Linked DNA regions of Homo sapiens: region 2 is linked to region 1. A link is a loop called in an ENCODE intact Hi-C map of the cell type or tissue named here. Cell type or tissue: PC-3. All regions are shown on one strand. Links, peaks and the distances in the headings refer to the core of each region. The heading gives the core; the rest is flanking DNA. Region 1 holds the start of LINC02389 (long intergenic non-protein coding RNA 2389). Region 2 has its middle 22 kb from the start of LLPH.

The links. Peaks named below come from ENCODE experiments on the same cell type or tissue, not always from the same donor. Only the 100,000 strongest peaks of a DNase experiment are listed, where the experiment ranks them.
Region 2: it touches region 1 in a loop (15-fold over the local background); 49 of 110 quality-filtered maps call a loop at or near these places.

The regions. Positions count from the first base shown.
Region 1 is chr12:64,883,469-64,895,528 of GRCh38, reverse strand. LINC02389 (long intergenic non-protein coding RNA 2389) reads right to left here and starts at 11,755. Exons shown (of 3, transcript NR_033988.1): 1 at 11,664-11,755. RefSeq lists enhancers at 5,392-6,033, 6,034-6,676. In PC-3, for the core only: a CTCF peak has its summit at 4,469 (motif pointing left); DNase peaks (open chromatin) are centred at 1,338, 4,438 and 5,488; H3K4me3 peaks cover 1,012 bases; H3K27ac peaks cover 1,105 bases.
Region 2 is chr12:66,102,669-66,114,728 of GRCh38, reverse strand. No RefSeq gene overlaps it. Among named protein-coding and RNA genes, the nearest start is that of LLPH, 22 kb to the left of the region's middle. RefSeq lists an enhancer at 6,938-7,439. In PC-3, for the core only: a CTCF peak has its summit at 7,135 (motif pointing right); a DNase peak (open chromatin) is centred at 7,128; H3K4me3 peaks cover 355 bases.

The DNA.
Region 1 (12,060 bases), core at 1,263-9,262:
GGTTCACAAGGTACAGAGAAACCTTTAGACCAAACTTAAAATATGTAAGGAGGCAGCTTTAGGCTAAATTTGATATAATACCAGCAAAGGAGATTGAAAAGCAGGAATCAGTGAGGTAGAAGGAAAACCAAGTGTGTGTCATATCCTATAAGCTGAGTAAAAAACAGTCTGTCTATGAACAAAATCTGAGTCAAAAGTTTCCCTCAAATTCTAGATTCCTCTTAGAGACTTTTCCAGGAAATGTATAATCAAACTATTTGCATTCCAAATGCAGCCTGCAATGTAAATATCTCTTTCATCACTGCATTATATTGCCCATTAATTTGTCACATGCAGTTCTTGTGGTTCAGATTCTTATCTTCATTTAACATGTGTTTTCCTACTTATGACGGTCACAACTTAATTAAATAAACTGGAAGCTTAGGTATAGCATGAATAGGGCATATATATGTAGAAATATCAAACTGACACATATGACTAATATCTGAAATATAGTAATTACATTGTCTAATGATATTAATCTCGTCATTTACCAAAATGAGTAGCTCAGGACCAAAACTTGGGGGAGCTATTTCTAACTCTAAATTTCATCATAACAAACCCTTTTAAACACATAATGGCTAATATTTAATAATCTGGTATTTTATCAGACAATATATTAATTATTTGGTTAATTTCAAGGGTTTTGACCAACACTTACTGAGTTCTTGGAACCACTTGACTTGGTTATTTCTTCCATTGATATAGATTAGTATTTAGCTGGCCGGTGTGACATTCATGGGTTATTGTAGCAAGGCATAAACAAAACCAGACTTGTAACCAGTCAGTGTCTTTGTAAGAAAAGAGATGTGTGATATAGTTCTAGCTCACAACAGATAAGTGGTTTCTCAGAAACATTTAGTCCCCTGTAAAACTGAGGCTGCCTCTTTTTTGCTTATGATCACCCTTTTAAATCAGAAGAAGCTTCTAGAAGTTTTATTCCCAAAAAGTCTTCAAGGCCATATTTCCCTCAAACAATAATTGAGCTCCAGGCACTATCAGCAGTGGAGGATGGCACATGCTTTCATATTACCCACTTCTGATTTCCCTGATACACACTATTATTCTGCAAATTCTTTGAGATAATCACATATCTATGTGTACCATATTTAACTAAAAGTGTGGAACTAAGTCACCATTCGAAAAAAATTATAAAGCATCATCTTTACATGATGATAAATAGAATCCCAAATCCAAGCTAAATTTCATTCATATTCCTTGGTATTGACTCAGAGTCCATAAAAATGAGTCAGATGCATCTAAAGTTCTTGTAGAACAAACACAAGCAGTCATGTTTTAGCAATTAGGATGAAGTCAGAGCAAGCATACGTTTCAAATCTGTGAACGACAGGATCCTGGGAGAGTCCACTAAAACAAGAAACGAACAAAGGGTAGACTAATTGTCATATCTCCTAGCTAAGTGGCAGGTATGACTGTGAAGTACTCAATAGCCACTAACTGAATGAATGGATGAACAAAGACCTAGGTTTGTGGTGAAAATTTTTGTTTAAAAACTACAGGATAAATTGAACTAAAGAGTTTCTGCAAAGCAAAGGAAACTACCAACAGAGTAAACAGACAACCTACAGAATGGGAGAACATTTTTGCAAACTATGCATCTGACAAAGGTCTAATATCCAGCATCTATAAGGAACTTAAACAAATTTACAAGAGAAAAACTAACAACTCCATTAAAAAGTGGACAAAGGGCATAGACATTTTCAAAAGAAGACATTTATGCTGCCAACAAGCATATGAAAAAAAAGCTCAACATCACCGATCGTTAGAGAAATGCAAATCAAAACCACAATGAGATACCATTTCACACTAGTCAGAATGGCTATTATTAAAAAGTCAAAAAATAACAGACGCTGGTGAAGTTGTGGAGAAAAAGGAACGCTTATACATTGTTGTTGGGGGTGTAAATTAGTTCAACCATTGTGGAAAACAGTGTGGTAATTCCTCAAAGACGTAAAAATAGAAATACCATTTGAGAAAATAATCTGTACAACAAACCCCATGACACAGGTGTACCTATATAACAAACCTGCGCACGTACCCCTGAACTTAAAATAACAGTTAAATTAAATAATAAATAAAGTACAGGATGGATCTCGGCTACTCAGAAGGCTGAGACAGGAGGATTACTTGAGCTCAGGAGTTTGACAGCAGTTTGGACAACATAATAAGATCCCATCTCAAAAAATTAAATTAGGCAGGCATGGTGGCTCACAACTGATTGTAATCCCAGCACTTTGGGAGGCCGAGGCAGGTGGATCACCTGAGGTCAGGAGTTCAAGACCAGCCTGGCCAACATGGTGAAGCCCCGTCTCTACTAAAAATACCAAAAAATAGCCAGGCATGGTGGAGGGCACCTGTAATCCCAGCTACTCAGGAGGCTGAGGCAGGAGAATCACTTGAACCCGGGAGGTGGAGTTTGCAGTGGGCCGAGATCGCACCATTGCACTCCAACCTGGGCGACAAGAGTGAGACTCCATCTCAGAAAAAAAAAAATTAATTTAATTAAAATTAAATTTAAATTTAAAAATAAGCAGTACACGGCCAGGCATAGTGGCTCACACCTGTAATCTTAGCACTTTGGGAGGCTGAGGCAGGCAGATTGCTTGAGCTCAGGAGTTCCAGGCCAGCCTGGGCAACATGGAGAAACCGCGGCTCTATAAAAATGTTTTTAAATGAGCTGGGTGTGGTGGCACATGCCTGTGGTCCCAGATACTTGGTGGGCTGAGGCTGGAGGTTCGCTTGACCCTGGGAGGCTGAGATTGCAGTGAGCCAGGATGGCACCACTGCACTCCAGCCTGGATGACAAAGTGAGACCCTGTCTCCAAAAAATAAATAAAAATAAGCAGTACACAATGGAAAAAAAAAATTTGCTTGACACTGATTCTGAGAAAAAAAAAGACTTGGGAATTTAAATCTACCTCAACCACAAATGAACCAATATTGTTATAGTGTATAAAAAGTTGATATAATCTTATTCAATGGAAGCTTCCAGATCGAGTGCAGTAATTGTCCCTATACCTTGCATGAATTGGACCTCACCTGGAATGTTATGTCTCATTCCAGGAAAGACACAGTAAGAACACTGACAATCCCAACTGTCTCCAGGAGATGCTCTGGATTGCTTAGCACAGGGCCTTGGCCCTAAAGCTGCTCAATAAATAAGGACTGAATTATCCCGAATCAATCCTTCATCATCCTTCCTTCCTATCTCCTGAATTGATGAGGAGTCTGGAAATCATGAAAAATGATTAAAGGAAGTTGAAGGGAGGCAACTTCTGGCTTAATATAGAATATGATTTCTAACAGTGCTGCCGCACAAGGAAATGAAACGCCCAACCAAGTAGGGATCTTAGTACAGAGAGTGTTCCAGCAGGTGAGCACTCATGTACCAAGGATGTTACCAAAGGATTGCTTGCAGTAAGTGGGAGACTGAAGCAGGTGACCTCCAAGAGCTCTTTCAACTCTGAGGTCCCTGAAACAGATGTCAGGGTCTGTAGAGGGGATCTCCATGGCCAGCTCAGGACACTGTAGGGCTGGCCCTCCTCCCTCCTCAATGTGAGCCCCTACTCTATATGCTGAGGAATTCCTCAGAAGGTGACTTTACTGACCTGAGGAATTCCTCAGCATATAGAGTAGGGGCTCACATTGGGGAGGGGTGCTGGGCTTCAGCGGCAGCTTTACCCTTTGTGCAGCCAGGGATAGCCACCTGGTGGGGCTTGTTATGACAGAGTGACCTGCACTGGACACAAGGTAGTGTGTATGCCCTAAATCAGACAGAACATTTATTTTCCCTTACTTACAATAAATCACTCTACTTGTTTTAAAAGGAAGCTGGGCCAGGTGAGGTGGCTCACGCCTGTGATCCCAGCACTTTGGGAGGCCGAGGCGGGCAGATCACTTGAGGTCAGGAGTTCGAGACCAGCCTGGCCAACATAGTGAAACCCTGTCTCTACTAAAAATCCAAAAATTAGCCGGGCGTGGTGGCGCTCGCCTGTAATCCCAGCTACTTGGGAGGCTGAGGCAGGAGTATTGCTTGAACCCGGGAGGTGGAGGTTGCAGTGAGCCAAGATCATGCCACTGCACCCCAGCCTGGGTGACAGAGCAAGACTCCGTCTCAAAAAATAAAAATAAAAATAAAATAAAAGGAAGCCGTTTTCGAAGTCATTCTTCAAGAAATAATGATCCTTAGCTGGGAACTTTGTACCTGGGTGCCCCTTATTCAAATGCCACGTCTATATACTTTTTAAACTTTACTAGATTAGAGCACAGGTGAAGGAGGTAACAATGGGACCCATTCTGCCTTTCCTCACACAAGCACTCAGTTAAGAGTAAAATGTCCAGCGTAAATTGCTAGAGCCAAAGCAGCTGGAAAATATTTCCATGAAGCAATAGTGACATCTAGTGGTCAGATGAAATAATCACACTCCTGCTCACTTCAAGTGAAGGAGGGAAAAACAAAACCCCAAGCCTTTTTACTCTCCTTTTATACCTCTTATCCAACCATACCTGACAGGGAATTGGTTGAAAAATCAAAAAAGTCAGTAAAACAGAGAATCATTAAAATTATACATGCAGAGCTCACTAAACACTTTAACCTGGAACATACACCTAACTACGCATGTATTCACCAATCATGTGATGCATGGCCAGGGTCTCTTTCCTGAATGCAGATCCACCAAGTTGCTGCTAGTCTCTGTTGCACAAACCAAACCATTGTACATCATATACAGTGCCCAGCGTTTGCTTATTATATGGTGAGAACCTTAAGACACTTGTGAAACAAAATTCCCTCCGCTGATTTTTATGATTTTTTTTCTCTTATAGTTGTCTCTCTCACCTTTTATTCAATGATGCTTTTTTGGTAACTCAGTTTTATCGAGCCTTTCCAAAGCTTTCATCTTAGATTTTATAGGAACGGCAACTCTTTCTCTTTGTACTCATATTTCATCTGTTTATTAACTATCTGATCAAATACAAATCCTCCAAACATAAACAGGAACAAATGAAATGGAAGGAAGATGTTTATTTCGATAAGGCTTACCTATGTTCATTTTTTTCCTAAGCCAGGGGGCAGGAGTATTTTTAAATCTGATTTAAATTTCCAACGTCCACTGCAATTATTTCATTTCACCTCTCTCTCTCTTTCCTGCAGCGCAATTTCCCCCACCTCCTTCACTTACAGCCCAAACTCCCATCTCCTGTTCAAATGGAGTAGAGATTCCGTCACTCTCTCCCACCTCTACCTGCTGTACTTCCCCACACCAGCTTCTCAACATTCCTGTTTCTTCAGCCTTCCTTCTTATCTCAAAGAAGAGGAAGCTCCCAAGTGTGCATTTACCATTTGGTGTTTGCCTTTCGTTCACCCAACTGTCCTTCCCTGCGGGACTTTAAACTCCGTGAGGGAAGGAATGTGACTTTACTGGTCTGTGAAGCTCCAGAATCCCATCCTGGCCTGAGAACATTGCTCTTAGTGTCAATAATATGAGGTCATGGCTCACTGGAGAATCGGGATAACACCGAGGAGAGTGGTTAGTCATGCCTTTGGGAGACCTTGAGGAACACAGGTCGTCTACCAGGAGAAGCCGTAATGTCATGTCCAACTCCAGCTCAGAGTTTTGTGAACTCAGTTGTAACTACGATTTTTCAGTTCCCAAATACCTTGTCAGTTCTCCCTTCACATGGCAAAACACAGTGTGTTAACTAAGGAAGCCAAGCAGCAAACCCATGGTGTCTCTTACTCTGACAGTCCACCCTATCCCTTGACACTATCCCAGACTTTTGACTTGAAAGCGTAGCCTAACACCTTTAAAGAACCAAGGCTAATGAAGTTTGCATATCTTTAGGGAAGTCCAAGTGCCTTTCACTGGGCCATCAAGTGCTATTGGCAAGAAAGATAAGGCAATAGGAGAGCCAATGTAAAGCAATTTGTTAAGATAATAGAAGAAATGGAAAGGCATTATGCTAATGTTCGCAAATGTATGCCCAATTAAGGCAAATCTGCCTTGGGGCGATAATGCCTGATCCCTGCATTGGACAGAAAGGAATATTTGGAAGTTTTTCTGCCAGCCTAGTCAAATTCAATTCTGTGTGAATATTAGCCCTTGTGAGTAATAACAGACCTCTTTAGCATCCACTAATTCATATTCTTTAACACACCATCATTTTTCCCTCAGATTAGAAACATACTTTTTTTTCTCTTTAGGCTAAAACATGCCATTGTTCTGACGTCCTTTCCGGCTTTATCTAAGAGTGAAAAACAATGCCAAGCGGCCCTTGCCTCTTTCATACACCATGCCCATTAGCTGTACCCCTGTTAATGGGTCTTGGCTTCCATTTCCTGCAAAACTATGACTTTTTAATAATCATGGCCCTTTTGTTCCCAAAGCAACTTAAAAGAGGAGGGACACCAGTGTGGGTCACTGTATTTTAGGATCTAGTTGCCCATGTGGTGTGCACACACCATGAGAGGCCAGCAGTTGTTCCAGTCCAACCCTGACTCTGAGAGAGAAAGATTTTCTGAGTGTCTGTAGTACAATATCCTCTCCCGTTGCCTCCCAGATCACAATCTTCCATTACATCACATTAGTGCAGTGGTTTGGGGGTTGGGGGGACAGGCTTTTAGAAGGACCGTCACCAAGTGGTTAAGAATAAGGGAGCTACAGCCACACACCCAGGTTCAATTTCATCCTCTGCCACTCTCTGGCTCTATGACCTTGAGAAAGTAACATCCTCTCCAAGCTCCAGTTTCCTCATCTATTGCAGAAGAAGGAACACTAAAGCCAGGCGTGGTGGCACGCGCCTGTAGTCCCAGCATTTTGGGAGGCCAAGGCAGGAGGATCACTTGAGCCCAGGAGTTCAAGATTACACCGAGCTATGATTGTGCCACTGCACTTCAGCCTGCGTGGAAAAGTGAGACCCTGTCTCTTAAAAATAAAAGAAGAAACACTGGTATTTACTCTGAGGGGTGGTTATGAGAATTAAAGGAGGCAATCCATGTAAGGCTCTTAGCACAGTGCCTGTCAAACAGGAAGCACTCAATAAATATTAATTGTTATTTTGTGTTTATCTTCCTTCACTATCCCATAGACTCATAATTCTCAAAATTTATGGTCTCTAAACCTCTTTAGACAAGATTTAAACTTAACATAAGCTCTCAAAAATTATGAGGACCCTAAAGAGCTTATACATGATATCTTTTATTTAGTGTATTATAAGTAAAGTCAAAATATTTTAATTCTTTTAAAAATACAATAAATCCATTATCATAAATAAGATTCTATGAAAAATAACCACATTTTCCAAAACAAAAATATTTGGTGAAAGAGCAGTATTGCTTTACATTTTTGCAAATCTCTTTCCTATGTGGTTTAATAGAAGACAGCTGGGTTCTCCTATCTGCTCCTGCATTCAAGCTGTTGTGATATCACACATTATGCAGCCTCTGAAAACCTCCTTGTATACTTGTGAGAAAATGGGAGTGAAAAAGGCAAATCACGCCCTGATGTTGCTATGAAAATAGTATGACCTCTCGGACTTTATGAAAGAACCCTGGAGCAGTGTCCAGATTTTCTGATGTCAATATCAGCACCGCAGAGTCTCAAGTTCCAAGTCAGTTCATTGTTGGAGTTGGGAGAATTTTCCCAGACTATAAGGCCAACAGAATTGGATGTGAAAACAACTGCTGGTGCAACTGTGACTAGGCCCTAATTAAATGAGGCAGGAAAACCCTTAATCCCAACCTCACCATATACCCTCCGGTTCAGAAACTCAGGCCTGAGCCATGCAGAAGCCAGACCCCTGTTGTTCTGCCATTTGGATGAAGCTTGTTTGTGAATAAAATACTGGAATCCATCCATTTCTCCGGATTGAACATTAGCAACTGTTTTTTTTAATTGCTTTTCTTGTTTTTGTTTTTTTAATTTGTTTTAGAAGACAGTCAATTCAAAAAAAATTTTCTTGATGTAATTCCTTTTTCAAAAATTATCTTTTTAAATTCTGGAAATCCAATGTTTATGACTTAAGCCTTGTTATTTTTATACTATTAAAGGTTTGGGGTTTAAGGCTTTGTTTTGTGTTTTTGGCAAGCCTTTAAACAAATATTGTTGTTGAATAAGAACCTCTTCAAATGTTTTACTCATTCTTTATTGACCTTTCAAGATACACACAGTAGTGACATCACAGCCACCATGTCTAGCAGTGACACTCCAAACCATTTACCAGGCAAACTTAAGGAGTGGTTCATTCTCTGCACCTGGTGGGGATGGACAGTCCCTCCTGGAGGGGATCCATTGGTTACCTCTAAGATAATTTCAAAAGAAGGTGGAACTGGGACTCTCTGGGGCTGACTACTTTCTCAGGGAGAGGCATCAGGTGCAAAGCTATTTTTATCTCTTCAAAGCTCTACAACACAGGCTAGTCTTCCCCTCCCCCAACTATTTCTAGAAATTTGAAATGTTATTGTATCAGTCAAGACTAAATTGCTGGCACCAAACCCAAATTGAAGAGAAGACTTTTGGAGGGTAAGGGGTGGAGTATCCTCATTTATTGGAAACACTTTGCAATCATTCCACTCAATTTAGGAGGGCTGTGAAAATATAAGCATAAATAAAAATAATATATAAAACAACATAAACAATACAAATAACATCATGTATGGATTTTTGGCTGTGAAAATTATAACAGCAACTTATTACTATGAACAGCATGCTAAGTAAAAATGGTCCTATTCTTAGCTGAAGCACATTCTAATCTCTAGGTCTGTCTCTATCTCTGTCTTTCTAAATTATCTATACTATTTCTATACCTATACCTATATCTCTCTACATATGTAGCTCAGAAACTTTGTACTTGCTGTTTCCTCTTTCTGGAACATTCTTTCCCCCAAATACATGGATGAGGCCTTCTGACACTATAGCAGTCCCTAACAGCAGCTGTGGGCTCTCCTGTGATTCTCATATCAGTGAGCCTCCTACACCAATGATATACTCCATGCACATGGTGGGGGTTAGGGGATTGGGAACATATGGCAACTTGCCAATGTCAGAATGTTATTTTAAGTCACTTAATTACACCGAGCTACAGATTTTCATCAGTGAAAAAAAAGAGTGGTCCAGACTGGTAGTTTCCAAACTCTGTTCCCCAGAACCCCAAGATCTCCCCCAAAGCAACTTCAGGGGTAATGCTGGCAACCAGAGAGGAAACCAGTGTGCAGAGCTCTGGCCTCTCTGCCCCCACCTGAATGAGGGTAGTGGTTCAGTTGTACTCCAAAAGTCCAGATATTCACCCTAAAACATACAGGGATTTAGTATGTGATTATAAAGGTGGCATTTTTAATCAATAGGGGAAAGATTAATAAATGGTGCCGGCACCACTAGGTAACTATTTGGAAAAAATAAATGTTAAGATGGAACCTTAGTTCCCAACTTACACAAAAGTAAATTCCAAATGAGTCAGATTTAAACATAAAAAATGAAACCATAAAACTAGTAGAAGGAAAAAATTAAAGAACTTTAACCACAAAGAAGTAGAGAGAGCCTTTCCAAACATCACACAAAACCCAGAAGCTATAATAGAAAAGATTAATAGATATGACCAAATAAAAATGACCTTAAATCTATATACATGTCAGTAAATCAGCATGAACAAAGTCAAAAGATAATTGACAAAATGAGAAAAATATTGTGACACAGATTACAGACAAGGATGTTTTTCTTAACGCATAAAAAACTCACAAATCAGTAAGAAAAAGGCTGGGTGTGGTGGCTCATGCCTCTAATCCCAGCACTCTGGGAGGCCGAGGCAGGCTGATCACGAGGTCAGGAGATCAAGACCATCCTGGCTAACATGGTGAAACCCCCATCTCTACTAAAAAAAAAATACAAAAATTAGCCAGGCGTGGTGGCGGGCACCTGTAGTCCCAGCTACACGGGAGGCTGAGGCAGGAGAATGGCATGAACCCGGGAGGCGGAGCTTGCAGTGAGCCGAGATCGCACCACTGCACTCCAGCCTGGGCAACAGAGTGAGACTCCATCTCAAAAAAAAAAAAAAAAAAACCAGTAAGAAAAAAAACAGCAAGAATGAGCAAAGCCTATGAACAAAGGACATATAAATAACTTTTAAATATATGTCAACCTTATGCATATTTTTCAAACATACATTAAGTACTCACCCAATCAGAAAAGATCAAAAAATTTGATAAGATTCTCAGTAATGTGGGGGTAGGAGGAATTGGGCACTTCCTTACATTGCTGATGGAAGCAGAAACTTATGGAACATCTGTGGAGAGCAATTTGGCAACATGTATCAAAATTTTAAATGTGCATTGTTGACAAGTAATTCCATGTCTTAGAATTTATTCTTTAGCTAACTTCCTTATTAGCAATATTACATCATATGTACAAGGATATGCATATTCCATAGATATGAAATTGGAAGCAAACAAATAATCTAATAATAGATTAGAGAATAAATGTATTGTGCACAGACCTGAAATGGAAATCTATGCAGCAGTAAAAAAGAACGAGGTGGCTCTACTTGCACTGTTCTGGAACAATCTCCATGGTACATAGTGAAAAAGGAAAGTTCAGAAGGTTATTGTGTTACTGCTTACGAAAGTGTGTGTGTGAGAATGTGCTTGAATATGCATAAAACATCTCTGAAAGGATACAAAAGAAAGGAGTAACATCGGTTTCCTGTGGGTAGAAGCTTTGAGTGGATAGGGGACAAGGGGTGGAGGGAGACCTAGTTTTCCTATGTGCTTTTTCGTACATGTTAAATTTTCACCTTGTGCAAATATTATCTACTTAAAGTACAAGTCTAAACAATAATTTTATAATGTTCTGCTCCTTAAAAACCTTTGAAAATCATTGAGCTACATGATGCCTAGGATTGCCATTAGTAATGTTTATTATTGTGATATAACCACTTTTTATTAAATAATATCATGATTCTGTAATTTGTTTCACACTTGACAAATGTACTAGAAATTCTGCTCCATAGCTATACATGCAACAAAAATCTTTACACTTTTCACCATCTGTTAAATTCTGTTGCATAGACATTTGTGGAGTTCATCACATACGTTATATGTAGCTCAACCTTCCCCAGACCTTAGCAACTTCTTGGTCCAGATAGGGTCCCTGCAGCAACAATGACTCAACACCGTTCTCACAGACATATTTTGAAACAGGGCCTATAAAGTCCTCCCATCCCCTTAACTGGGCAAGGTTTTCTTTTTATATGTATATATATATATTTTTTTTTATTATACTTTAAGTTCTAGGGTACATGTGCACAACGTGCAGGTTTGTTACATATGTATACATGTGCCATGTTGGTGTGCTGCACCCATTAACTCGTCATTTATATTAGGTATATCTCCTAATGCTATCCGGTTTTCTTGAAATCTTCAGGGGGTGCCTCTCATGTGTTCCCAAACAAGTATGCTCCCAGCAGGCACTCCCACGGCTCTGCTGAACACTGCAGGTCCCGTGAGACCCACTTTCTCACCCAGCCCTGCTGCTTCCCCGCAGACGCCATTAGAGATGCCCTAGAGCCCCCCCCCCCCCCCGCCCCCGACCCCCCGTGAGAAAGCTGCCGCTCACCTGGGGGAGATGGAGCGAATGCCACGCTCTGTTTCCATTGCGTTCTGTCAGACAAATCCCACAAATATGCTGCTTGGGCTCCCAGATTTTATGGAACTTGGTGACACAGCTCTTCTTGTTTTGCTCACAGTCACTCTGCCCTCAACAGGACTCCTCCGGGAATGCAGATGGAACCGGAATGGTAGACAAAACTGGGGAAAGACAATCACCTCTCCTTCTGTGATGAGAATATAAGACCAAAGAAGACTCAAAGGGCTTGAGGAAAGAACCATCTTCAGAAAACAAGAACCATGTTCCTTGACTCTGTCACCTCTCTACACCACCTATTATTATCATGGGAAGACGGAGCCAAAACTGAGAGAGCAGTTTAGGAGAGGTTTGAGTCACTGGAAAGTAA
Region 2 (12,060 bases), core at 2,732-10,731, 1.2 Mb before region 1:
CTGGGACCACAGGGGCATGACGCCATACCTGGCTAATTTTTTTCATTTTTTTGTAGAGACGGAGTCTTGCGATGTTGCCCAAGGTGCCTGGGCTCCAGTGATCCTCCTGCCATGGCCTCTCAAAGTACTGGAATTACAGATAGAAGCCATTGCACAATAAAAGATTTAAGGCTGCAAGTCAAACATTAAAAAAAAAAAACACCAAATTTAGTTATAAGTGCTTTTTGTTTATAAATAACCCCTAGCATTTTTCTTTGTGGCCCAATGACAATAATAGAAACAGGTTTCATGCTTCTGTGCTGTTTCTCTTTATCACTTTTTCTCTTTCTTCCTCTTCATTTCCCTCTTTTTTTTTTTTTCTTTCTGCATTGGCCTCTTCCGTGTGAGTATTAACTCTAATTTCCTCCTTGGGCTCAAGTCACTACTCTTCTTGCATTTTCTCTCTATCTCCCTCCCACTCATTCCTCCCATACACCTCAGTCTTTCCACTCATTATGTTTTTCTTACTCTTCCTTTTCACCCTTATCTTCTAATAACTGGATTCAATGTGAACTGAAAAAATGCTTTACAACAGGTGTAGGTGCTATGGTTTGAGTGAGTCCCTCAGAATTCATGTGTTGGGAATTTTGTCCCCAGTTTGCTAGTGTTGGGATGTGGGGCATTGAAAAGGTGACTAGGTCATTAAGTGGGATTAATGCTGTTCTCGAGGGGCTGAGTTAATTCTCGAGTGAGTGAGTTTTCCCTCTCCTGAGACTGGATTAATTACTGCAAAAGCAGGTTGTTATAAAGCTAGCCCACCTCTTTGTACACAGGCTCACTTGCCCGTCCTCTTTTCTGCCATGCTATGGAGCAGCAAGAGGCCCTCACCAGATGCGCTAACCTGATCTTGGACTTTCCAGCCTCCAGAACTCTGAGCTAAGTAAATCACTTTTCTTTATAAATTATCCAGTCTCAGGTATTCTGTTATAGCAACAGAAAATAGACTAAGATAGTATGCAAATGGGCTGGCCCTTTGTTTTTGTAAAAAAGTTTTATTGGCACAAAGCCATGTCCACATGTCCATGAATTGTCTGTGAATAATTTGTGCTACAAAGGCAGAACTGAATAGTTGTGACAGAGATTCTTGTATAATCAGCAAAGCCTAAATTAAAATTTGGCCTTTTAAGAAAAAGTTTGCAGACTGCTGCTTTAAAATATTTTCTATAGCAAGAAGTACCACTACTGAAAAGAAAAATGAAAAGTAAAAAAATAAAATATTTTCTGTTTGTTAAATGAAGGCTTTTGTTCTTTATTTGAAAATTCAGGTGAGTTGGATCTGGTTTTATGTTTCCATCCTGTTGCATTTTATATTTGGAGAATCCCTCCAAGTTTCTTATTGGAAGGCAGTTGTATTAAAAAAAAAAAAAATAGACAAGCTTACCCTCACTCTGTATCAATGCAAGGCAGGTGGTACCAAAAGGTTGTTTGTATGTTTAGGTGTGTTCCCCATCTGCCACCTCAACTAAGCTTCTTTTAGTCTTTGGACTTAAAAAAAAAAAAAGATTGTCCCATTGTAGAGCTTTTTTCACAAATCTCATAACTCACTTTTCCCTTAAGTCTACAAACAATTTTTGAAAATGTTAAATGCTGGAGAAAGAACTCTGTTTTAATTTAATATGGCACCTAGAATACTGGCACATGTAAAGACATTCCAATTTAGTTTGATTTGGTGGGTGGTCTAGCTGAAAATACACTTACAGGTTGGTTTCATTAATAGGAAATTAATATGGACTAAAATAGTCATAGCATTTAAGGCTGGAAAACGTTTTAGAGATCATCTATTTTAACTTGTGCTTCTTAACAGATGAGGAAACTGAGGCCAATTTCCCCAAGAGGTTAGTAGTTCATGGCAGAGACCAGGAGCCCAAGAGTCTTTGTATTCACAGACCAATCTTTTTCAAAACCATAAATAGGTGACAATTAACCACACAAATAATAACATTTGGACTAATGTCAAAATTAATTGTATTCTTTTCTATAAAAGAGGGGTTGTTAAATAAAGCTATGGTGTGTGACTAGTGATCTTTTCTGTAGGTCTGTTTCTGCCGTAGTTAATAACCAATCCTTTCCCATTGGTGGCTGTGCCTCTTTGTTCCACAGGTAGTATAACATCTTTTACTTGAAACAAAACAAAACAGCAGTAACAAACTTCCCCCCTCCCCCATGCCCTCCATCAAAGGCCAGATTTTTTTTGTTTTTGTCTCTACTCTTTCCCTTCTAATTCATCTTGTGTGGTTGTCAACTTCTTTTTCTTTCCATAACTTTTGTTGTTTTTTCTCATAAAAGTAACACATGTATGTTGGAGAAAATTTTAAAACCCAAGAAAGTATAAATGAAATAAATAATTCATAATCCAACCACCCAGAGAATGTGTAGCTCTGTGTATATTTTCATAATTGTCTTAATACTGTATAATTTTATATTCTGCTTTCTTAACTTTATATCATGGGGATTTTTTTCCCATGCTGCTGGAAATTTTTTAAGAGTGTTGTTTGAAAAGTTCCCTCATTCTGTCTTGTGATAAACTATATATTTTTTTATTTGTCTACTTTTGGACATTTAATTTTTTTCTGAAAAAACTTTTTATTTTTGCTATTAAAATACTTCTCTGTAATATTAATGACCTTACATGTAAGTCTAATCCTTATCTGATTATATTCTTGAGGAAGGGTTCTAGAAGAGTATGAACTTTTCTTTAAGACTCCTTATCTGTATTGCCAAACTGCTCTCCTGAAAGGCTGAAACAATTAGTAATCCTTCCAGGAGTGAGTGAGTGCTTGTCTGGGGTACCCTTGAAGGGTTGTAAAATTTAAGCCTTTTAAAACATTCCTTTCAGTAAGTCATTCTCCTGCTAGGAAACTTCCCATGGCTGCAAGACCAAATTGAAGCTTCTTAGCATACTCTCTTCCATTTCTTCACTTCCAGTTGATTTCACAACCACTGCAATCTGGCAGGTCTAACATTATATTGATGTCTAATACCAGGAGTGACAAATTGGTACCCTTGCCCTGGAGAGACTTTGTACAGTGTTCTGCTTTGTTTTTTTGATGAGATTGTTGCCTTTAGATGGGTCAGACACTTCTAAAGTGATCTCTAGCTAGACAGTCCCTTTTGTTTGACACACACTGACCGGCCCTGGGAGGAAACTGCCTTAGGTAAACCCATGCCACTTACGCTCTGTAATCTCTTTTCCTCACACACTCCATGGCTGTCACTGCCAGGGCATCTTGGCTTCTACTGCTTTTTCCTGAGAGAAAACAGTAGATATTTTATTGTGGTAAAATATACAAACATAAACATTTATCTTTTTAACGATTTCTAAGTGTGCAATTCAGTGGCATTAAGTACCTTCACAGCGTGGTGCAATCATCACCACTGTCACTACTGTTTCCAGAATTTTTTATCATTTCAAACAGAAACTCTGCACCCATTAAACAATTACCCCCCATTCTCCCCTCCCTCCACCCCTAGTCTCCACTATTCTGCTTGCTCTCTCTGAATTTGACTACTCTAGATACCTCATATAAAGGGAATCATGGAATATTTGTCCTTGTGTGTCTGGCTTCTTTCACTCAGCATCACGTTTTCAAGGTTCTCTATTATCCATCTTGTAGTATGCATCAGTACTTCATTCCTTTTTAAGGCCAAGGAATATCTCATTGTATGCATATATCACACATTGTGTATCAGGTTATCTGTCAATGGACAGATATATATTCTTCTGATTATTCCTCTGAGATGATTTTGAGGCCCACAGTGCCAGCTCACTCAAATTTCCCATTCTGAGAACTCTTTTTTTGTTGGTCTACCTCAATGTCATATAACAAGTGACAAAAACATAAGGGGCTGGGAGCAGGAAGGAGCAAAGGGAGATTCACAGGCTGTATGAATGTGATAATGATAAATTTTTACTTTTTTTGTAAAAAAAGAATGATTTAAAAAAACTCTTGGTAAACAATTATGACATAGCATTCACATTTTTGGTAGCAGATTTCAGGTGTTTTCAATACTTTTCAACTGATACAAATAGCTTTTTTCATTTGGAGAGTTGGTGGTGGGAGATGCACAGAGACCCTCAATGCTTTACTTATGCTGACTTGTGACATCTATTATTATTATTATTATTATTATTATTATTATTATTATTATTTTTGAGATGGAGTCTTGCTCTGTCACCCAAGCTGGAGTGCAGTGGTGCAATCTCAGCTCACTGCAACCTCTGGATCCTGGGTTCAAGCAATTCTCCTGCCTCAGCCTCCTGAGTAGCTGGGACTACAGGCATGTGGCACCAAGCCCGGCTAATTTTTTTTGTATTTTTAGTAGAGATGGGGTTTTGCCATGTTGGTCAGGCTGGTCTCGAACTCCTAACTTCAGGTGATCTGCCCACCTCGGCCTCCCAAAGTGCTGGGATTACAGGCGTGAGCCACCACACTCGGCCATGACATCTATTATTTTGTTTGATGGTTTAACTTCTGAATTTTGGGGGGTTGTATATTTCATAACTTTGGCACTATATTTTAAGTTTCTCCAGGGAGGAGACCATTCTGTGGTTTGATACATCCTACATTAAAATCAGATAAAGAACATGCATTTCTTAAAGGACCTGATACATATTTGGAACTCCTTAAAATCTTTCTTTTTACTTTCTGTTTCTTCCAGCATTACCCAACATGATATCACACAGATAGCAGTCATCCCATAGTTTACTACTTAATAAATTGGTTAGTCTATTGATTCCAGCTTTCCAAAGGGCCTATTATTTTAAAATATTTGACACTAGAATATTTGAACTATTTATCTTCCCTATAACCACTGATATTCTAATTATGATATATTCGGTCCTGATCTTGAGCTATCACACAAAGTTATCAATTTCTAACAACCCTGCATAATGAAAAGATTTCAGGAGCAGAAGATGAAATTTTTTCTTGCCAAATTATATCTTTCTCTGTGGGCCTGTAGTAATTTGCATTGCTGGTTTACGTAGTACAATATTTTAGTGTGTGCTTATTATACTATCTTAACTCCCTGAGATTTACCAAGGACAAATGTGATTTTAATATTATATTGTATTTCATTTCACAGGTTTGTTTCATAACCTCAATAGTTATTTCTAGTTGTGATTCTGTTTCCTTTCTAAATGTGTTAATAAAATGCTTGCATTAAGATTGGCTTGACTCCAGAATCTGATATGGTCATGCTTCAAGTAAGTGATAAAACTCATGACAATATGGCACTTGGAGATGTTTGAATGCATCCTAACTATACAAGTGGGGAAATTCTTAGGTCCTTACAGAGTTAAATTAAGGTCAGACCTGGTTTCCGACACGAAGTTCAGATGTATTGGCAGATCCCCATGCTTGCATTTATTATACTGTAATTTGGGGCTTAAAGAGTTATATCCAGTCCATCCCCAACATCTGGATAGTGTTTATAACGATCACATTTGATCCTAATGTAATTTTGTTGGGGAATTCACTAGAATTCCTCTGTTGGCTACATTACAACTGAACATGAGATCTGCTAAAATATTACTAAAAAACTAGTGAATATCCATAGAGAATACAAAAATAGTTAGATTTCATCTCCCCTCCCCTTCCCTTCCCCGGCCAATAGCCACTAGCCCATCATACTCCCCTATCTGGGCTTCCTTGTTTCCATTGATAGAATGGGGGTGATGCTTTAATAGCAGCTAACATTTGTCAAGGGTTTTGAATCCTGAAAAGCAGAGCAGGCACAAAAATCTTTCAAGGATGATTATTGTATGTGTGCAACCTCAATGGCAGTGTCACAGACTCAACTGATGTAGATGACATGGGCATGATGGCAATTTTTCCTTTCATTTTCATTTTGATTTAGATGCTATTGCATAGAGTTAGGAAGACATTATTTGGGAAAGTAGAGCCAAAGGATTGGTTTTAACCACCCTTCCCCCATCAATGGAAGCCCCAAATGAATCAAACGGAACCTTTTAAGGTTGTAAAGGGAGCCTTTAATTATGTGAGATTGACAAGGGGGACATTTGGGAAGTTTGGCAATGCAGTTTCAGGGCCTCCCAGCCCTGCCAGCAGGAAGATTATTAACATATTTCATGTAATTTGTGCATTGCTATGTACCCTCCTCATGAAATAATTTTAGCATTCAAAAAGAGACAGCTGGGAAGAGGAAAAGACAGATAGGGAAGGACAGAGACTGTAAGAGTCTTTAGAAAGGGAAAATTATTTCATTAAATCTAAAGAGCATATGCTTTTCTGATGTATACCATATGCAAGTCTATGCAAATTATTTAATAGCACTGCACTCAGAGTAATTTCCATTTCCTCCCTAGCTTGTGACGGGACTATTCCTTTTAATCAGATTAGATGACATTCTCCGCAAACTTTTGGGGGTTTTAACTTAATTTGCCATGCTAAGTAGTTAGGGTAATTTGAAATAAAGCAATCAGTGGGCAGAAAAGAATGAAGCCAAACCTCGTTTCTGTCTTTGAGATGAGAGGCTGGCCGGCTGTGTGAGCCCCACAGGACTTCTTTCTCTTCTTCTCTCCTGCTCCTCAGCACCTGAGACCTCAGCAGAGTTTCCAATGGTCAGTTGTGTTGTTTTGATGGCACCTAATCAGGTCTGTTTCCCATCCATGGGGCTCGCGTGCGATGCTGCATTCCATTAGGCCTCCACTGTCACAATTTATGGTGCTGCCTCAAGTAATGATGGAAAAATGAATTCACATTCCTTAAAAAATTTTTCACCTGGGGAGGTCGTGGACACCTAAAGGGGTCTTTGAAATGGTCTGAAGGGGCCCTGCAGATATTCCATTCTAGAGGTTCTGGAGAAAGGGAGCTATAATCATCTAGTACCATGGATGGACAAGAGTTATCAAGGAAAGTCCTGGCAGGAAAGAATTCACATGGGACGCACGCCTGAAGGGACAGCAACCGATCAAGGGCGGCTGTGCTGCAGTAGTGCCAGCCCTTGGCAAAACTGTGAAGCTTGTTTTGGGGCATTGCTCACAGTTCTGCAAGCGGTGTGTTTGTTGCACAATCCCAGAGGGTCCATTGTCTTGTAGTCATAGGGCAATCTGTGTGTTAATACCAAATTTTTCCAGCAGATGGCAGTAAAGGGTCTTGAGGAAGGAGTGACTTCTAAAATCTTATCAGGTTGCAGTTTGGACTAGACTAGAGGGCCATCGGCCTTCCCTTTCACGGTTCTCTGTTTTACGGATGGCGGTGTTTGAGGAAAGGGAAGATTTTAATTGCTTAAACGAATTCCCTGCAAAGTGTTAGCAGATGAGGTTTAAATATCATCTATATTAGGGCTGTTAGGGATTTACTAGCCACCAAGATATAAAAGAGAGAACTTTAATGGTGAAATTTCATGCACTGAGACAAAGAGAAAAAATTGCTTTTTCCTTTCTTTCCTTTTTTTCTTCACACCCACCTTCCTTCCAAGACAATGCTTCAGCTGGGATCTTGGTTTTGAGGCACCGAGGTCGGCTCCCAGGATCTGTTCCTGTAGCACATGGAGGCACTTCTTATCAAAGATTTTTGAATGTAAACAGGCTGCAATCAATTAACTCTTTAAAAATTACTAAGGGCAGGCCGGGCGCCCAGCAATTTGGGAGGCTAGGGTGGGCGAATCACGTGAGGTCAGGAGTTCGAGGCCAGCCTGACCAATATGATGAAACCCGTCTTTACTAAAAATACAAAAAAATTAGCCAGACATGGTAGCATGTGCCTGTAATCCCAGCTACTGTCTCAGAGGCTGAGACAGGAGAATCACTTGAATCTGGGAGGCAGAGGTTGCAGTGAGCCGAGATGGCGCCATTGCACTCAAGTCTGGGCAACAAGAGTGAAACTCCGTCTCAAAAAAAAAAAAAAAAAAAAATTACTAACGACATCATATAACCAATCCAGGATCCTTCCTACATGCAGGGAGGAAAGAGGAATAAAGTTTTCTGAGTGCCTATTGGGTCTTTCCTTTCATTATTTTTCTTAATCCTGGATGCCATCCTTTTAGGTGGTTATCATTTTCCTCATTTTACATAGAAGTAAATGGGTAGTCAGAGAAGGTAAGGCACCTCCAGGAAGTCTCCCAGTTAACATGTGGATTCAAATCTTTTATTTATTTATTTTTATTTTATTTTATTATTATTATTTTTTAATAGAAATAAAGATGGATGTCTCACTATGTTGCCCAGGCTGGTCTCAAACTCCTGAGCTCAAGCGATCTTCCCCTCTTACCTCCCAAGGTGCTGGGATTACAGGCGTGAGCCACGGAGCCCTTCCTGGATCCAAATTTTCACCTGTCTGATCCCAAAGCCCAGCCTCATGTCAGTAGAGTGCTCTACCACATAACTACTAAAGATAGGACTAAAGATGACTTCTTTTTTATTATTTTGAGTTTTTTGTTGTTGTTGAATAGGCAAAATATATACATGTACGACAAATTCAAATACACAGTCGCAAATACATTTCTCTGGTTTCATGCCTTGTCTGGGGCCACCCTCCCACAGGCAACCACAGTTATAGTTTCCTATGTAGTCTTTCAGAAACGTTTTGGGCTTTTATAATATAAGCATATACATATATATCCTTTTTTTCCTTACATAAATGGTAGCTCACGAAACACACTGTTGCGTCTGTCTTTTTTCACTTAACAGCATATCTTGGAGGTGGGCTAAATAATTCTCTTTAAGAGCTTCAGAGTTGGAAATACTTTCCATCTTATGTATGTACCATAATTTTATTTAACTGAAATTGATCTATTTAACTGATATATTTATTCAAATGAGATTGATGACCCTTACAAAGATTACATTGTTAAATGACCATATTCCACTCAGTGTAGCCAGCCTTCAAAACCTTGCTGATGAATGAATGCCTCAAAATTGCAATAAGCATATGGCTTCCCAGAGTGACTTAATATCGGGTAAGCTTCTGAAAAGTTTATTTTGTGCTTTAAAAAGTATTCTCATTTCTAACATATGCATTTGCATGTGCACACACATACATTCTCACCACTTGAACCAGAATTAAAGGTTACCAATGAAAGAGACCAGGGTCTCAAGATGTTCAAGAAAAGTGAGCAGTGCTTATTGGATCTTTATCCCTCTTTTATAGTAGTGAGACAATAAAACAGAGTCTGTGGTCTGTCTAAACCTCAACTCAGCTTCTTTGGAGTAGGATGATTTGGATCAGTAAGAATCAAGTAGGAGTAGATCAGCCTTCCGGGAGAGACAGAGAAGGAAATCACAAAAGAAGCAATTCTATAATCTCTATAGATAAAGAAGGAAATTCCTTTTTAATCCAGTAAACTTTAAGCTATTTAGATAGAAAGAGTCTTTTCATGGCTAATGTGAATGCCAGTCTGCTTTCTATGTTGACACCTTATGAATTGTAACTCTAAAAGTGCTCATCATGGACGAGGTTCTCTACAAAATTTAAAAAAAAATTAGCCAGGTGTGGTTGTGCACACCTTTACTACCAGCTACTCAAGAGGCTGAGATTGGAGGATTGCTTGAATCAAGGAGTTTGAGGCTGCAGTGAGCTATGATCACGTCACTGCACTCCAGCCTGGGAGACAGAGAGAGACTCTCTCTAAAATTTTCTTTTTTTAAAAAAGGACCCAGGAGTTCCTTAAAAGATGGAATTTATATCCCATTAACTTTGTATGCTCCCCAGAAGTTATAGGAAGCTTCTCTGTGTATGTGTGTGTGTGCACGTGCACGCGCGCGTCTGTGTGTGTGTGAGAGAGAGAGAGACAGCGAGAGAGAGGAGAGAGAGAGAGAGACGGAAACAGAGACAGACAGAGAGAGCACACAGCACTTATTCTCCCAATATCCACCTGTATTTAATGACAGGCCCTGTCTAGGAATTTCCAAGATGTCAGTGGGATATCCATGATGATGAGACTTTCCAATATTCCACATAGTTACGTACATTTCTTCCTTTGTTGTATACTCTCTATTCAAATGGCAAATCTATTTGCCCTATTTCCCAGAGCTGACTTAACCCATTGCAAGCAGCAATTTGATTTGGAAGTCTAGGATCAAGGTTGGTATCCTCCAGCAACAACTGTTCCTACTGCTCCTCCCCACACCGTGGGATTATTCACACCACATGCACTCCATCTCTGTACTCGTCCCTTGCCCTCTTATCTTAAGGCTGTGATACAAACCTCTGGATGGGTGGAGGCCTCTTGCCTTTTCTGGTTGCAAAGGATCTCAGAAATAATGACACTAAAGCAGAGGGGGCAGACAATGACCTCCAATTAACTTGAAGCAGAAGCTGCCAGAATGGAGGAGATACAGGTGAAGCAGTGAACAAATGGCATGAACTGGATGATACAGAATCATGAAATTTTAGATTTGGAAGAAACCTTAGAGGTCATCTAATCTAGTGGCTCTAAAGCATGACCATGGGCGTGGACTGAGAAATATTCACACACACACACACACACACACACACACACACACGCATGCATCAGCAGGAACAAATTTTTGCCACATCATGCAGGTGGAAGAAATGTTACATCTATTTAAATCAAGTAAAGTCAGGTCGGATCAAGGTAGGGAGACTCTCCTTTTCTTTGGGTGGTATAAGTGTTTCTGGGGGACTTGTGTAACTGGGGACACAGTTAACTGAAATGATGTTGCATGAGGAGCTCAGTGGCTTATAATAATAAGCCAGCAAGCTTATTATTGTTATAACAATCAGCTCAAACTCAGTGGCTTATAAAAATAAGCATTGCTTTCTTATGCTCACAGGTCTGCTGGTTAGATGAGGGCAGATAGGTTTAAACTATACATTGGGTTCAGGTGTGCCCCATGAGTCTTTCATTCTCCCTCAATCAGCAGCTATCCAGGACATGTCCTTTTCAAGGAAAATGCCAGGAATGCAAGAGATAAAAGAAACAAGGCAAGTCCACTTCAAGCCTCTGTTTCATTCATACCTACCAACACAAGTCACATACCCAAGCCCAGTGCGGGGGTGGGAAAGTACCTTCACCCACAGTGGGAGGGCGCTGTGAAGCTGCATGGCAAGTGGCATGGATGTATAGCCTTCTTACAGGTTAATAAATGTCTTAGTCCATTTGTGCTGCTATAACAAAATACCTGGATGATTTATAGGGACTTGGTGATTTATAAATCCTAGAAATTTATTTCTCACACTTCTGGAGGCTGGGAAGCCAAAATCAAGGCACTGGCATCTGGTATCTGGTGAGGGCTGCATTATCTAGAGGGGAAGAGTGCTGTGTCCTCACATGGCAGAAGGTGGAAGTGCAAGAAGGAATGAACTCCTTCTGTCAAGCCTCTTTATAAGGGCACCTAATCCCACTGGAAGGGACACATTCCAACTATGCCAGTGGAGAGTTGGACTTATAATGCCACTCTTCATCTGGATTCCAAGACACTTCACTCATGGTTTTCTGCCTGTCTCACTGGAGCTTCCCTCTCAATTTCCTTTGTGGCTCCTTCTTCTCTCCACAAGCACTCACCATTGGAGAGTCCCAGGGCTCATTCCTTTCCATTGACTACTCTCATAGCTGTAAATACTGAGGACACCCATGGTTCCATCTCCGACCAGCTCTCCTGAGCTCCAGAGGCAAAATCCCCTTGAATGTCTAACAGATGTCTCAAACTCAAGTGTGTCCCTTCCAAAATTGCTCTACCTACAGCCTTCTCTCAAAGTGGAAAATCCATCCTCCAATCATTTAGGCCAACATCCTTGGAGTCATCATTGAATCTTCTCTTTCTCTCACATCTTTATACAATTTCTTGACAAATGTGATTGGTTCTACTTTCAGAACTGAATCAGCATCTTACCACTTTTTAGCATCCTCACTAATTACCATCTTTGTCTACGCCATGGTCATCTCTCATCTGGACCACTAAGATAGCCTCCAAATAGGTCTCCTTGTTCTTACTTTGCCGACCTATTGTCTACTCAGAGCGATCCTTTTGGAATGTAATTCATATCCAGTTATCTTCTGCTCAAAACCTCATTCCATCTAAACTAAAAGCCCAAA